Regions from separate parts of the Homo sapiens genome. Here region 2 is linked to region 1. The links are chromatin loops, found by intact Hi-C in ENCODE. Cell type or tissue: gastrocnemius medialis. All regions are shown on one strand. Each heading gives the region's core, and the rest is flanking DNA. Links, peaks and the distances in the headings are about the cores only. Region 1 overlaps RREB1 (ras responsive element binding protein 1). Region 2 overlaps LOC101928004 (a long non-coding RNA gene).

Region 1 (2,916 bases), core at 189-2,688:
GAAGACAGGATATCCTTTTTTTTTTTTTTTTTTTTTTAAAGAAAGTTGCACAATTCTGAGCTGGGATAGAAATGCAGTGTGATAAATATGTAAATATGTTGTTATGGTATGGACATTCTCTAGAGGGAGTAATGGTAAAGAGGCAGCCAAAAATAGATCCAGCAGTTTTGATACCTCACAGCAGAGTTAAGGTACTTATCAGGAATAACTATCACTGTTAAAAGCATCAGCCCTGAAAAGGGAATCTGCAATCTGTAGCCAGTAACTGAGCCTAGTACCTAAAATGGGCAGGGTGCATGCCCAAAGGCAAATTTATCAGCAATGTGATTTACAGAAATGGAAAACAAGGACACCAAAAGTCTCTTTTTTTTTTTTAACTTCTTAACCTTGTGGCTAAACAGTTTTGGGATTAGCTCCCCCAGTGCTCACTAACAGTAGTATTTTATTCATCTGGCGACCTTAACTCTCCAGAATAAGATGAAAATCCCAAAGTCAACAAACAGGCCTTAACAGAGTGGCCCAGAGATGAGAAACCACTCAGGTGCTTCCTTGGGCTCTCTTCTCTGTCATGTAACTCCATCAAGTCTACCATTGTGACAGCTGAGGGACAGATATCTGACCTCCTCACAATCAGCAAGAAGGGTGAATTTTCTTTTTTTTAAACTATGCTAAGCATATTTTTGAAAGGCTGCATTGGCAAATTTCAAACATCAGGAAACTCACTTCCTTAGAACCCTAGGGTTCCCCCAACAATCTAAAGAAAGTGATGTGTTGTTCTGTTACATAAAGGTGTCGAGTTCCTTCACGTTTCTAAATATCTGCTTTTCACACAGTGGGATTAAGAAACGTGGGAAGCAAGACTCAAACCAAATTTAAAGAGCCACTCCATTTCCCAATCTTTACAAAAGCGAAAACTAGATAAAAACAGCTGTTTATAAGAGTAAAGGACAAATTGCTTTCATGTTCTCTGCCAAGTGAATCGCACCTGGAAGTTGACTCCTTTTCAATTCCATTGGAATGGGATAGCCATAGAGTGCCACAACACCTATAACTGTAAATGTTGGAAGGTTTAAAATATCTAAAAATTTTAATTTTATATAAAATTTTATATAAAAAATACATTCTAAATAATAGTATCAGAAGAAAAATTTCATTTAGTATTTGTTACACTCTGAGGATTGTGGATTATCTCCCTTCATCCTCACAACAGCCTTCAAATCTATTTTCCAGATAGGGAAACCAAGTCAGCACTTGCCCGAGGTCACAGAGCTGCCAGGCGGCAGGCTGGGACGGAGCCGGCTGGCTTCGTTCCACTCTGCCAGGCTGTGCGTTCAGAGGACAGCTATTTGCAGATGCCCTGGCTCCTTATGTGACCCACACATCCTTAATGCCTGGACGCTGGCTCAGCTGGGAGCATTTCCTAATGCTGACACTCCCTGCTCCCTGCAACCCTCATCAGAAGAACCTGCGAAATACCTGCCGAGAAGCTGCCACTCAGCTTGACCATTTCCTTCAGATACTGAATTCCTTCCTCATTATTGTGTTTTAATGGAGAGACTGGCATTCCTTCTCAAAAGGGATTTCATGCTTCATTTTTCCTGTTCTGTCTCCAGAGGCCAGAAGGAGTAAGTGCAAACAACCTCTCCTCTAGAGTCCCAACCAACTCACACATTCTTCTCTCCTCAGCCCACCCTCCCCTGCCCATCTCGGGGCAGAGAACTGACATCCGACAGCTGCACTAATCTCTCCCAGTTGCTGCGAGCAACAGTGATGGCCCTGTGACAGGGCCCTGGCCAGGCAGCCGTCCCTCCCCATGACCCAGGAACCCGCCCAGGCTGCACACAGCAACCCAATGCCCCGCTCTGACTGTTCAACCAAACCAGCGTGGCGTGAAGCACTGGGCAGAGTCTGAGGGACTTCACAAAGGGTGTGTAGTGGCTACCGAAGCTGGGTGGGCCACTCCTTGCTCTGGGCCTTGGGTGGGGGACAGGGTAGTCCTGACCAAGGCTTCTGTACCTGTCAGGTGAGGGGTGGGGGCAGTCTTCCCCTCCTTGAGGGACCTCTGTTCATAGCCCCCGGAAGTGTTTAAAATCTGTTTCTGCCTGCCCAAGCCTCAGACTCACAGACTCTTCAACAGAAGATGCTGACAAATATTTTATCTTTTCCCTGTTTTTAGGATGACATTTGACAAGGGTGGGATCAATCCCGGGTACATGAGGAGTCTTGGGGTCTCTGTAGGTGGTAGGCGTGTGGTGAAGGGAGATAAACATTCCTTGGAACAGTGGAGAATGCAGGAAAAAGAAGGCATTTCCCTTTGGTGGCCCCACTACTAAGATACAGGAAGGGGGTGGTCTCAGCTGCCCTCACTACTCATGGAGCCGAGGTTCCTGTCAGAGCCCCCTTGGGCTCCCTATGTACCAATTCCCAACAGAGATTTAATGTCATCACCTTGAACTCAGAGATGACCAGGGTCAATGAAGTACCAGACCCGGTTGGGCCCTGACCCAGAGGAAATTAAGTGAAGCACCACAGCCTCTGATGTAAAATCCCAAGGAGAAGTTTTGCATCCACCAGATCCCTCTGCCTGCCTGGAATCTGAGGGAAATGTGCCCTCCTGGGCCCTGAACTCACCCCTGAACTTTGTTTTATAACCAACCAGCTTGTTTTGTGCCTAGCCCGTACCCTGTCTCAAACATCACTCTTTCCTTCAAGCCTGGGCAAGTGCCTGGCACACAGTACAAACTCAATCATTTGCTGGGTACATTTTAACTGAAATGATGTTAACGTTACTTATTACCCGAACTCCTTTCATCAGGGGGCCATCTAAGATTACACAATAACTTTGGCCGAGTTTCACCCTCAGCAGTGGCTGTGCCAACAGGGTGACCATCCAGCTGCCGCCCTTGGGCCTTCTTC
Region 2 (2,916 bases), core at 238-2,737, 490 kb after region 1:
TCATATGCTTATTTGCCAGCTGTATGTCTTTTGTGAGGTATCTGTTCAGATCTTTTGCCCATTTTTAATTAAGTTGTTTCCTTATTGAGTTTTAAGACTTTTTATATATTTTGAATAACAGTCCTTTATCAGATTTATCTCTTGCAAATATTTTCTCCAATCTGTGGCTTTTCTTATTTTCATGACAGTGCCTTTCACAGAGCAGAAGTTTTTAATTTTAATAAAGTCCAATTTATCAATTCTTTAATCATTTCTTTGGTGTTGTCTAAAAAGTCATTCCCAAACCCAGGGGTCATCTAGATGCTTTCCTATGTGACCTGCTAGGAGTCTTAGTTTTAGGTTTAACATTTGCATCTATGATCCATTTTAAATTAATTTTTGTGAAGGATATAGTCTGTGACTAGATTCTTTTGCATGTGGATGTCCAGTTGTTTCAGCACCATTTACTGAAAAGACTATCCTTTCCCCTTTGTCAAAGATCAGTTGATTATATTTGGGTGAGGTCTGTCTGGGTTTTCTATTTTTTCAATGAACAAATATGGTCATTGACCTATTTTGCCAGTGCAAGACTGTCTTGATCATAGTTTTTTGATTTATCAATTACAGGTAATATCAATTGGCTTCCTCAGAGTTAATGAAAAGTTGGCTCCCTTATGCTCTTATCTTTCCTCATCCCTCTTTATATAGCTGCATAGTTTTTTGTTTAAGTCTGTCATTCAGGCTGGAGTACAGTGGCATGATCTCAGCTCACTGCAGCTGCCTCCTTCCGGGATCAAGCAATTCTCCTGCCTCAGCCTCCCAAGTGGCTGAGATTACAGGCACCCACCACCATGCCCAGCTAATTTTTGTATTTTTAGTAGAGACAGGGTTTCACCATCTTGGCTAGTCTCAAACTCCTGACCTCAGGTGATCCGCCCACCTCCCAAAGTGCTGGGATTCCAGGCATGAGCCACTGGGCTTGGCCTATAGTTGCTTTTAATTACATCAATAATCACTTTATAACACCAAAACTATGTCGATATTGTTAATAGCAAATCTGCGTGGTGCATTAGGATTACATTTTTTCTTTAGATTTTGTTTCCCTTGAAGTTATCTCTTTGCCACACTTATTAACTTACATGCTACTTTTATATGCATATGTGTAATAGTTTAAAAACATGTCAAAAATTCAATATTCTTATAAAATGCAGAGCCCTATTTCCCTTGCCTTATAAGTGGGCTGTACTTAGTGAATTGCTTCTAACAAATAGAACATGGCAGAAATAATGACATGTGACTTCTGAGACTAGGTCATAAAAGGCATTACAGCCCCCCCCCACGAACTTTCTCATGGATTGCTTTGGGGAAAACCAGCTGCCATGTTAGGCCACTTGAGCAGCCCTCTGAACAGGTCCATGTGGCAGGCAGCTGAGGCCTGTTGCCCACAGCCAGCAAGGAACTGAGGCCTTCTGCCAACTGCAACATGAGTCAGCCATGGTGGAGGCTGATTCTACGGTTCTGGTCATGCTCTCAGCTGACTGGAGCCCCAGCTGACATCTTGACAACCTCAGAAGAGATCCTGAGCTGAAACTACCCAGCTAAGCTGCTCCCAGATGCCTCATGCTCAGAAAATAGAAGATAATAAATGCTTATTTTAAGTCTGAAAGTCTCAGGGTAATTCGTTATACAGTACAGCATATTTGATTTCTTTCTGATGATCACTTTGCCACTAGATCTGCCATATTTCTACTCTGTTAAGTCTATGTAATTTTTCCCTGGATGTCTTCCCCTTCTACTCTTGTGTGGACTGCACAGTGTAGCTGTCAGCTCTTCCACCCTGCTGACTGGACTCACTGGTTCCTAGGTCCCTTCTCTTCCCTTATTTTCATTTATATTCCTTTCTTTTCCTGAAACCCATCAACTATTAGCTCCTAGAAGGCATATGGAAGGTAAATTTTCGTCCTTGCATGTCTAAGGATAATTCTATCTACTTTTGTTCTTGATCAATGGTATGGTTGATTGCAGAATTCAAGGTAGAAAAGTGTTTTCTTTTAAAACTTTGAAGGCATTCTTTTTTTCTAGCATCCAATGTTGTGCTTGAAGTTCAATACCATTTACATTCTAGTTATTGTGTATATGACTTAGTTGTCCCCCTCATTGGAAGTTCTGGGCTCATTGATTTGTCCCTTGTGGAATTTTATGCTGTGCCTTGGCATATGTTTGCCGAAATAAAACCCAACTAAAAGTGGTTCATACTGCAAGTTGATTTTTTTTATCTTGCATAATAAGTCTAGAAATAAGGTGGCTCTGGGGTTGATTAACATTGTGGCTGACTTACATCATCAGGGACTCAAGTTTTCAAAAATCTGTTCTGCCAGAGTACCTTGGGTATTTCCCTTCATGGGCAGAAAATGGCAGCAGTGTATGTTCCAGATACAGAGGGTTGGGATTAGCTCTTCTGACTTGTGGAAACTGTGAAATATTTCCTACAATTAATCCCAGTCTTGAGTGAGTTTCTCTTGTGCTCCCATGTCCAAAATTAAGGGATCAGCTCTTAAACTTATCACCAGATAAAGGGAATACAATTAATAGAGTTTAGATTAATTAATCTTTACTCCATGGAACTGGGGTTAGGGTTGGTCTTTCCTGATAACATGACTTTGCGGTAGAATATGGGGATTTTAAACAATCTGAATCCTATTACAAAGAATAAGGCAAGAGCTATGGGAGGACCATCAAAATTGGCTGTTATAGGGGGTGTGTCACTCATTGTGATATACTTGTTGAGGTTGCCTATCTGCTGATGTCCCTCTTGTTTGCTGTTTGTCCTTGTGGATTTCTGCCATTTTGTTCCTTTATTATCATTTTAATGAGATCTGTGAAGGGAGAGGTGATAAATGTGTGTGTTCAATGTGTCACCCCTATTTGAAGCCCCTT

What was found. Hi-C counts contacts between places; a loop is a spot of excess contacts. Peaks named below come from ENCODE experiments on the same cell type or tissue, not always from the same donor. Only the 100,000 strongest peaks of a DNase experiment are listed, where the experiment ranks them.
Region 2: it touches region 1 in a loop (2.4-fold over the local background); 3 of 110 quality-filtered maps call a loop at or near these places.

What each region holds. Positions count from the first base shown.
Region 1 is chr6:7,215,947-7,218,862 of GRCh38, reverse strand. All of the region lies in intron 8 of RREB1 (ras responsive element binding protein 1), which reads right to left. Among named protein-coding and RNA genes, the nearest start is that of SSR1, 96 kb to the left of the region's middle. In gastrocnemius medialis, for the core only: a CTCF peak has its summit at 1,592; DNase peaks (open chromatin) are centred at 1,362 and 1,802; H3K4me3 peaks cover 674 bases; H3K27ac peaks cover 2,500 bases.
Region 2 is chr6:6,729,567-6,732,482 of GRCh38, reverse strand. The region is part of intron 2 of LOC101928004 (a long non-coding RNA gene); the gene reads left to right. It overlaps LOC101928047 (a long non-coding RNA gene), which reads right to left. Exons shown (of 6, transcript XR_001743949.2): 6 at 1-2,916. Among named protein-coding and RNA genes, the nearest start is that of LY86-AS1, 110 kb to the right of the region's middle. In gastrocnemius medialis, for the core only: no CTCF peak of the experiment used is centred there; a DNase peak (open chromatin) is centred at 1,472; H3K27ac peaks cover 2,128 bases.